Linked DNA regions of Homo sapiens: region 2 is linked to region 1. The links are chromatin contacts, found by Hi-C or POLR2A ChIA-PET in ENCODE. All regions are on one chromosome and are shown on one strand. Each heading gives the region's core, a stretch centred on a gene start or an enhancer-like site at or near the end of the contact. The rest is flanking DNA. Distances are from core to core; before and after follow the strand shown.

What was found. Hi-C counts contacts between places; a loop is a spot of excess contacts on that map. ChIA-PET counts read pairs that join two places held with the same protein, here RNA polymerase II (POLR2A). Pooled maps may share reads with other maps.
Region 2: a map with no recorded cell type shows a loop between it and region 1 (5-fold over the local background). The contact joins the enhancer-like site here to the promoter of DNAAF1 in region 1. A Hi-C loop is called at or near these places in 2 of 37 single-sample maps with no recorded cell type and 2 of 50 pooled maps. POLR2A ChIA-PET finds 5 or more read pairs at or near these places in 1 of 52 experiments (activated B cell).

The regions. Positions count from the first base shown.
Region 1 is chr16:84,142,814-84,147,790 of GRCh38, reverse strand. DNAAF1 (dynein axonemal assembly factor 1) reads right to left here and starts at 2,483. Exons shown (of 12, transcript NM_178452.6): 1 at 2,227-2,483. The coding sequence starts at 2,350. HSDL1 (hydroxysteroid dehydrogenase like 1) reads left to right here and starts at 2,614. Exons shown (of 6, transcript NM_031463.5): 1 at 2,614-2,711. RefSeq lists silencers at 2,430-2,879, 3,040-3,089, 3,140-3,189.
Region 2 is chr16:84,590,649-84,595,625 of GRCh38, reverse strand. The region is part of intron 2 of COTL1 (coactosin like F-actin binding protein 1); the gene reads left to right. Among named protein-coding and RNA genes, the nearest start is that of COTL1, 25 kb to the left of the region's middle. RefSeq lists enhancers at 1,435-1,734, 4,800-4,977. Within about 2 kb of position 1,250, at least 18 of the 41 ENCODE cell types and tissues checked have a DNase peak (open chromatin) inside an H3K27ac peak, as active enhancers do.

The DNA.
Region 1 (4,977 bases), core at 1,234-3,733:
CCCACCCTTATTTATTTTTATTTTTTTTTTGGGGGGGGCTTATTTCTTTAATTAAAAAAGACTTCAAATAAATATGATAAAATGTTACTCATTTTCAATTCTTGCTGGCAAAACACGGGTATTTGTTTTAATGTTCTTTGTTCTTTTGTCTTTTAAAAAATTTCTGAAGCCAGGTGTAGTGGAGCATGCCTGTAGTCCCAGCTACTCAGGAGGCTGAGGCAGGAAGATCTAGCCTGGGTAACATAGTGAGATTCCATCTCTTAAAAAAAAAATCATAAAAAGGAAAATCACATGAAAAGAAACAAAAATAGTGAGAATATCTATGATAACAATAACATGAGCACATTCAAATGAATAATTTTTTTAAAGGTCATTCAAAATTGGCCAATTCAACCGCACTTAACTTTAAGAGCTGTTGTCTGCTGCTTTCTGTGTTTGTGTGGTCTATTGAACAAGACTAAAGGCTGTGCGTGTGGGGACTGGTTCTTAAACTCATCAATTTTGCATAGAATGCCCAGCCACAGGAAGCAACAGATAAATGTTTGTGGAAAAAATAAAGAATAAGCGCTCAATATATAAATATTAATATGTAATTAATAACAAGAGCTACCATTTAATAATGGCCCACTATATGCTGGGACATTTAATTATAATTCTCTCCTTATACTCCTGTATAATTATTCCAGCTTACAGATGAGGAGACTAAGGCTCCGAGAGGTTAAGCTCTGGGCCAACAGCCATAAAGCTGGCCAGCTGCTGAGCCTCAACTTGAACCCAGTGTCAATGGCTCCAAGACCAGTGTCTTTCCACTGAGTAATGCCAGTTCCCTATGGCTCCTCATACAAGGTTCATCTGGACAGTTGATGCTTAAGATATATTTGTTGCCTGGAACACAAATCAGCTGGTTTATTTGTTGCCTGCGTTCAGAAACTGGAACACAAATCAAGTGGTTTTTTAATGTAATCACTAAAAGGTTTCCTTTAGGGCACCAAGTCTAGTGGGAGCAGAAGCTGAAGCCAGGCTTCCTTCTTTCCTTTTTTTTTTTTGAGACGGAGTCTTGCTCCATTGCCCAGGCTGGGGTGCAGTGGTGTGATCTTGGCTCACTGCAGCCTCAGCCTCCCCCTTGGCTCACTGCAACCTCTGCCTCCGGGGTTCAGGGAATTCTCCTGCCTTAGCCTCCCAAGTAAGTGGAATTACAGGAGCACGTCACCACGCCCTGCTAATTTTTGTGTTTTTAGCAAAGACAGGGTTTCAATATGTTGGCCAGACTGGTCTCGAACTCCTGACTTCAGGTGACCCACCTGCCTCTGCCTCCCAAATTGCTGGGATTACAGGCGTGAGCCACCGTGCCTGGCCATGAAGGTTATCTTTCAAGTCCATTCTGGCAAACTTTGGTGAGGGGATCACACACTGACCCCAGAACCAAGTCTTCATTCGGACTCTCTACCCTAGGTCAGGCACTGGACTAGACTCCAAATTCAATCAAGATGTCTTGCCCTGACACAACATGCAGTCTGGAGGGAGAGAAAGCCTTTGATCTTACATAGTGATAGCAATAAAGGGACACATTTAAAGCATCAAAGTTGGGACCAGGGAGAATAGCGTGGTGGGTTAGGGCTGGGGCTCTGGAGACCCAGACTGTCTGGGCCTGAGTCTGGTGGGTTTTGTTTGCTTGTTTGTTTGTTTGTTTGTTTGAGACGGAGTCTCCCACTGTCGTCCGGGCTGGAATGCAATGGCGAGATCTTGGCTCACTGCAACCTCCGCCTCCCGGGTTCAAGCGATTCTCCTGCCTCAGCCTCCCAAGTAGCTGAGACTACAGGCGCCCGCCACCACGCCCAGCTCATTTTTTGTATTTTTAGTAGAGACAGGGTTTCACTATGTTGGCCAGGCTGGTCTCGAACTCCTGACTGACCTGATGATCCGCCCGCCTCGGCCTCCCAAAGTGCTGGAATTACAGGCGTTGAGCCACCGCACCCGGCCAAGTCTCTTCTGTCACTGACTAGCCGAGGGTTATCTGTTTGGTGCAAGTTTTGTAACCTCTTAAGTATGTTTCCTCCTCAGTACGAAATGGCGAGAGAAGCCCCTACTGCAGAGCGTTGCTTGCTACCATTATTATTATTGTTATTATTTGGCTGTGAAGATCGGGTATGTGGTGTGGGAAGGGGGCTGGAGCGCCTAGCCGTGTCTGCCCCTCGCCCACCGCCCTCCCTGGGGGGCAGTCGGCACCTTCCTTGCAGCCCCCTCGGCCTGCGCTCCCGTGGTCACCCGCAGACTCCTCCACGCCGGGCTCCTGCGCGCAATCCAGCTCTGCTGCACCACCTGTCGCAGGCTCCGAGGGCTCAGGGTGCATGTTTACTTCGGCGACACCGAACGCCCCGCAGCTTTGGGGGGCCCAGGTTCGCGGCGGACGTCGCTACGGCCCCAGCCCAGCCAGAGAGTACCCTCTTTCCTTCTTCGCCAGCCGCTGGCGCCCTAGTCTTTACAGCCCAACGCTTCCCCGGTCGCCCAGGCAACCGCTGCGCACGCGCACTCGGGACGGACCGGCGCGCTGGGGACGCCGGGGGGTGGGGGCGGGTCTGAGACGGCTCCGCCCCCGGCGCGTACGCGGGTCACGTGAGGGCGCGGCGCGGCAGCAGCTCCGGCGGCCGAGACGGGGGCGGCGGCCGCGCGGGTCTGGCGGGACCGGTTTGGAAGACTTTGCCGGCCTGCAGGTACCGCGCCCCCCGCGCCCTGGGCGCCCTCTCGCGGTCCTTTCGCCCCAGACCCCTCCTCGGTCCCCTCAGCGCCAGCCGGCTGCTTGGCGAGACCCCTCTGAGCTCTCACCACGCCCCCCAGGCCCCGGGCCCCCTCCGCTGCATCCGGCCCCGAAGCCCCTTGGCGCCCCTGACCCCAGGAAATCTTCGTCCCTCCGTCCCGTGAGACTCCTTCCTTCAGACCAAAAAGCCCCAGCCCCGCCCCTTCACATCTCAGAGCCCCCCTTCCCCCGGCTCCATCCTCACGCCCCCCGCCGCGGCGCTGCACCCCTGTTCTCTCTCTTCCCCCGGGCCTTGCCCCCCAAACCGCGAACCCCGTTGTCGCCGGCGCATGCCCTGCCCTCCCTGCAGCCTCTCACCCGGCTCCTCCCCCGAGCGGCCCCAGCAATCGCCTCCTTTGTCGGTGCTTCTTTATTCTCATTTCTGAACGATTTGGTTTGAGTTGTTGTTGCCGTGTTTTTCTAAAATGGAAATATGCAGCGGTCGTGGGTTCAGCCAGGATTTCCGAGTTTGCTCGTGTTGACTGGGCCTTGCCGGGTGCTGGAGGGGAAGGGCTGGGAAGAAGAACCAGGCAGGTCCCCGTTCTGAACGTGCCACCCAGACGCAGCCCCAGAAACCGGATCGCTGCAGCGCCCCTCGGCGATCCCAACATGATGTGTACAGGTGACTGCGAGGCAGTCGGGGGGTCTCACAGTGGGCTCCCTGGACAGGACTCTGCGCCTTGCTATACCTCCATCTGAATTGCAGGTAGCCCCTTTCTGAGTTGTGGGGTCTTGGGTGTGCGACTTTACATCTATAAGACTCAATTTCCCCATCTATAAACGGGAGAGTCTGACTGCGCTTTATAAGATTAATGAGAGAATAAAGTGAGACAATAGGAATAAAGCACTTAGCAGAGTCTTTTGCATAAAGTGAGCTCTCAATTTTACTCTGACCGCCACAGGAGAGAGAGAGAGAGAGAGAGGGAGGGAGGGAGAGGGAGAGGGAGGGGGAGGGGGAGGGTGTTGATTGATTGATTGATTCAGACAATCTCGCTCTGTCGCCCGGGCTGTAGTGCAATGGTGCCTGCGATCTCAGCTCCTGCTACCTCTGCCCGCCATCCCGCACCCCGGGCCCAAGTGATTCTCCTGCCTCAGCCTTCCGAGTAGCTGGGATTACAGGCACGTTCTACCACACCCAGCTAATTTTTTTTTTTTTTTTTTTAGTAGAGACGGGGTTTCGCTGTGTTGGTCAGGGTAGCCTTGAACTCCTGGCCTCAAGTGATCTGCCCGCCTTGGCCTCCCAAAGTTCTGGGGTTACAGACATGAGCCACTGTACCCGGCCAAGTTTGTGGTTTTAATCACTGCTGGAATATTCTAGGGCAACAGAGTTGAACATATTGGTGCTACTTTTTTTTAAAGTAGGTTTTCAAAAATCGAAATGACTTACGCATGACATAAAATTTATCATTTTAGCCATTTTACAGTGTATAACTCAGTAGTTCTTGCTATAGTCACAATGCTATGCAACCATCACCAGTAACTAATTCCAGAACATTTAATCACCTACAAAAGAAACCCCAACCCCATTAACAGTCATACCTCTTTTCTCCCCCTGTCCCTCAGCAGCCCTAAGTTATCTTCTGTCTCTATGGATTTGCTTATGCTGGACATTTCATACAAGTGGAAACATACAACATACGGCCTTTTGTATTTGGTTTCTGTCCTTTAGCATAATGTTTTCAAAGTTTATCCATGTTGTAGTATGTATCAGTACTTCATGCTTTTTTATGGCTGAATAATACTCCTTTGTGTGGATAACACCACATTTTGCTTATTCATTCATTTGTTGATGGACATTTTGTTTGTTTCTGCCTTCTGGCAGTTGTGAGTAGGCCACTGTGAACATGCAAGCAGGAGTTTTTATGTGAGCAAAAGTTTCTAATTATCTTGGGTATCTGCCTAGGAGTGGGGTACTCTGAATATTTTAATTCTTACTGCATAAATACAGACATGATGGTGAAGAGTGTTGGATCTTGGATGAGAATCCAGGTTTCTAATTCCATGTTGCTGCTCTTTAGGCTCAGCTTCATTGTGCGTTTAGTCCTATACCAAAAATTGGCAGTGAAGGTAAAGACATCCCAAAAAGTCTTGATACACCAATGCTAACTTTGTCATAGTGCTGACGCAGAGTATGAAAAGCTTAAGTTTTTTTCTCAAGAGTGAAATTTGAGCTTTGAACACAA
Region 2 (4,977 bases), core at 1-2,500, 450 kb before region 1:
AGGGAGCCTAGGGCTCCCCACTGCTGATGTGGGGCTGTGACTGCCACTGGGGTTTGTGGACCCAATTTGTTCAGAAGAGGGAAAGTAACTAAACCAGGGATGAAGAACTAGCGATTCCCCTTCCACTGCCCAGTGTGAGGTCAAAAGGGACCGAGAACCTCCTTCAGGGTGAGCAGGGTTGGGGAGAGGCCTCCAGTCTGCCGGGCAGCTGCAAAAACGGTGCGCAGACCAACAGGTTTTCCGTCTCCGACTCAGCTGACCCGTCACTGTCGTGCCAGATCTCTAGCAGCAAACATTTGTAAGCATAACGTGACTCGGATTTTCAAAAACAGGCCTGTCAGCAATCTTGTTGACCAAACCATTGTCGGATAAGCACGCAGCAGTCACCTAGCAAACCACGTCCCTCTTTACCCCGCTCCCCCACGATCATTTAAATGACATCAGGCTGTGGTTCTGGAAGGTTCCCAGTGTCCTTGGGGTTGTGGGTGTAACTTACTTATTGTACATCTATCTTGTGCCAGGCCCTGGGCTGGTACTTGGGACACAGGGACAATGCCTGTGGTTCTTCAACAAGAATCTGTGACCCTCCGGGGGCAAAGGGTGTTGCCCAAGGTAGACCTGGGGAGGTCTGAAAGAGGGGAAGGGTGGATGTGGAGGGTTGGAGGTGCGCAGAGCATGGCCGGCATGTGGAGGCACTTGGCAGCCAGCAGAGAGGGCAGACGCTGGAAAAGCCATGGAGCTCCGCAGAGGAGCCAGCCAGAGCCGTGGGAGGGGGCGACACTGAGAAGAGAGAGAGGCTGGGAGAGCTGGCTCAGCCCGAAGCCTTGGCCATGGGCTGAACACATGGTTGAGGTCCCCAAAAACTGCGTTGGCCCAAAGCAGGGCTGGTAACTTACCTCCATGGAGGCTTGGGCCAGGGATGGGTAGTTTGGATCCAAGTCCGGGCTGACCAATGTGGAAATGGGAACCCGAGAGCGGTTACCATGGAAACACACTCACCGTGTTCTTTTGCTTGTGAAATGCAGTCGGAGGCGGATGTTCAGCCCCTCCTCCCCCTCAGGTCAAGGCTGCCATTTAATTAAGCACTTTGGTGTTGATGCTCTGACGACACTCCTCAAAACAGAGCCCTGGCTTCCCAGACACCACGGGGACTGCTGAGAAATGCTCTCGAGCTAAAGCGCTGCTCCCCCACACTCCAAGTCTGCACCAGCCGCCTGTGGCTGCGCACTTTGCACCTTACAAGTGAGGAACTGCCATCTCTTGCACCAGTCTCGTTTCCTGTGCGCTGTGGCCACCTGGCAGCCCCGCCCTGTGTCAGGAGCTTTAGGTTGGAGGTTCCACCCTGATGGGCTAGGTGGGTTTTGTAGCTTTCACTTTCAGTCATCATGGTCAACTGATAAGGGAGGCGTGAAATCACCCCATTTTGGAAGGATCCCAAATGTCTATCAACTGATGCACTGATAAGCAAAATGTGCTCTCTCCATGCAATGGAGTGCTGTTCAGCCATAAAAGGAATGAAGTGGTGACCCGCACATGCGGCAGCAGGGATGATCCTTGGAGATGTGACGCTGAGTGAAAGCCAGACCGCAGAGGCCACATAGCATATGAGTCCATTTCAATGAAATGTCCAGCACAGGCCAATCCATAGAGACAGAAAGTGGAAGAGTGGCTGCCAGGGCCTGGGGGAATGGGGTGGAGAATGGGGAGTGACTGTTCTTGAGGACGGGAGTTCTCGTTGGAGTGGTGAAATTAGATAGTAGCGATGATGGCACAACATTGTGAGTGTCCTTAAAGCCACTGAATTGGATGCTTTAAAGTGGTTAAAATGGCCGGGCGCGGTGGCTCACGCTTGTAATCCCAGCACTTTGGGAGGCCGAGGTGGGCGGATCACGAGGTCAGGAGATCAAGACCACGGTGAAACCCCGTCTCTACTAAAAATACAAAAAATTAGCCGGGCGTGGTGGCGGGCGCCTGTAGTCCCAGCTACTCGGGGGGCTGAGGCAGGAGAATGGTGTGAACCCGGGAGGCGGAGCTTGCAGTGAGCCGAGATCGCGCCACTGCACTCCAGCCTGGGCGACGGAGCGAGACTCCCTTCTCAAAAAAAAAAAAAGTGGTTAAAATGGTGAATTTTGTTATGTGACTTTTATCTCAATAAAGAAAAGAACGTGTTTTACAGGTGAGGCAGCCCAGGCTGATGTTTGGGAATTCAGGCACAGTCCCCGGGGCATGGGAGGTGGGGCCCTCACCCCTCGGGGTCTCCTGTGCCCTGGACTCCTCTGTCCTCACCTTCTCACATCCAGTTGGTCACCAGGCCCTGTGGATTCACCTGCGCAGTGTCCCTGAGACCATCCTTCCTTCTATCCCTGCTGCGTTGTTACCTACTGACCCCCAGATAGCCATGGCCTGGTGGGGCATTTCCCTGGAGAAAGGGGGCTGAGCACACACACCCAAGGTGTCCAGGCCCTTGGCTCTGGCCTCGTGTTGAGAGTCTGGCCACATCACGTGGCCTCTGAGCCTCCAGCCCTTATCAATGAAGGTGATTTGGATGTTGATGATGAAAGTGGCCATGACGTCTCTACCTCATCTGCCTCCCAGCGTTGTTACAAAGACCAAATGAGATGAAATAGAAGCATGTTTTGTAAACTGAAAAGTGGTGTGCCAATGTGAGTGGTGATGACGATCAGTTTCCTTTAAGAAGTAAGTGTTGTGGAGTCCCTGACCCTGGACTGCAGCTAGGATCACGCATTCATGGTCTGCTGAGAGCTGCGTGTTCCTTAGCTCCCGGGGACAAATGGATGACCCGTTAGACCACCCGGCTTCTTGTTGAAGGCGAACGTGCTGGTTACCCCCTCCGGTTTTGAGATAATCACCAGGAAGTGAGCTTGTCAGCTGCAGGCCAGTATCTCCTGTAGACAGGTGGTTTGTGTCCTTGGGTCTTGGTGCTAACCTACATGCTTCGTGCGGGACTCTGCAGGGACGTACTTAGATTCTAGGAAGAAACGCAGATTGATTTTTTTTTTTTTTTTTAACTCAGTGTGATCCTTTGACCAGTAGCATCAGCATCACTGGGAAGCTTCTTAGAAGCGTAGACCCCAGAGCTGTTTAATCAGAAGCTGCGTTTAAGATTTCCCCAGTGATTCAAATCCACACAATGTTTGAGAAGCAAACATATCGCTCTACGATATCATTAGGTGCCTGAGAAACCCTCACACCAGCAACTAAACGCCCTGAGAGAGCATCAGTTTATGCAAGTGGCTAATACAAGGTGAATGACTCCAAACCAGTGGCATCCCTATGTGCCAGCAACCACCACTTAGGAATTGTAATGAGATCTTGGTGATAATGGCAGTTAAAATATGAACTGTTTGTGAAGTAAGCTGAATAAGGATATGTGATCCCCTCAAGAGGCACAGAACTTTGTTGGAAAACACAAAAGGGGTCCCAATTAAATGGGGACACCAACGGTTTACAGCAGAGGTTCTCAACTGGGGGTGTTCTGCCCCCTTTGGAGGACATCTGCAATGTATGGAGGCATTTTTGTTTGTCATAACTGGTGGGGCCAGGTGAGGGGTGCTGCTCAGCACCCTGCAATTTACGGGATGGTTCCTACCAGAGAGAATGATCTGGCCCCAGATGCCAGTTGAGCTGATGTTGAACAATTTTGGTTTATCCTAGTGGGGTACACATGCACCCGCATGCACACGCACACACATGCAATGCACACATACACATGCACGCACATATTTTTATTTTATTTTATTTTATTTTATTTTATTTTATTTTATTTTATTTTATTTTATTTGAGACAGGGTCTCAGTTGGCCACCCAGGCTGGAGTACAGTGGCGTAATCTCTACTCAACTGCAGTCTCAACCTCCTGGGCTCAAGTGATCCTCCCACCTTAGCCTCCCTGGTAGCTGGGACTACAGGTGCCTGCCACCGTGCCCAGCTAATTTTTTGGTTTTTTTTTTTTTTTTTTTTTTTTTTTTTTTAGAGAGGTGATTTCTCCATGTTGCCCAGGTTGGTCTCAAGCTCTTGGGCTGAAGTGATCCTCCCACCTTTGCCTCCCAAAGTGCTGGGATTACAGGGGTGAGCCACCATACCTGGCCAATACACACATCACTTTAAAAATTCAAAAAATCAGGCTGGGCGCGGTGGCTCACGCCTGTAATCCCAGCACTTTGGGAGGCTGAGGCGGGTGGAATACAAGGTCAGGAGATCAAGATTCATCCTGGCTAACACAGTGAAACCCCATCTCTACTAAAAATACAAAAAATTAGCCAGGTGTGGTGGTGGGCGCCTGTAGTCCCAGCTACTCGGGAGGCTGAGGCAGGAGAATGGTGTGAACCCTAGAGGCCAAGCTTGCAGTGAGTCGAGATCGCGCCACTGCACTTCAGCCTGGGCGACAGAGCGAGACTCTGTCTCAAAAAAAAAAAAAAAAATTCCAGAATATCAAATGATATTTTGATAATACAGAGCAGTGGAGGGTGGGGGAACTTAGCATAGTGGATTGTGAAACAAATTTTAAAGTCATGATAATAAAAACAGTGTGGCATTGAAATAAAACTTAATGTGGATCAATGGAACAAAATAGCCCTCAAAGCCATTTTAATAAAAATGACTATATAAGATAGAACAAGCATAACACAGCCAATGGAAATGTGTTCAGAATTCATTGTTGACCTAATTGCCCTAGTCATAAGTGAAATATCCTCGGAGCCATATCCCGGGCCAAATTAAGAGCCATTTTCTTTGTTTCCTCTTCATACCCAGCACCCCCCTTGCCCCTCCTGTCTCTCTACAGTGTAGAGTCTCATTCCAAACTGCAAAGATTGAGGCAAAAAGAGTTGATGAATTTCTGGTCTACAAAGAGGATGAATTTCTGGTCCCTAAATAAGATCCATAATTTGAGCCTTTTTAAATTTTTATTTTTAAATTTTTTTTGGCTGGGCCCTGGCACTGCTGGCGGCACCCACAT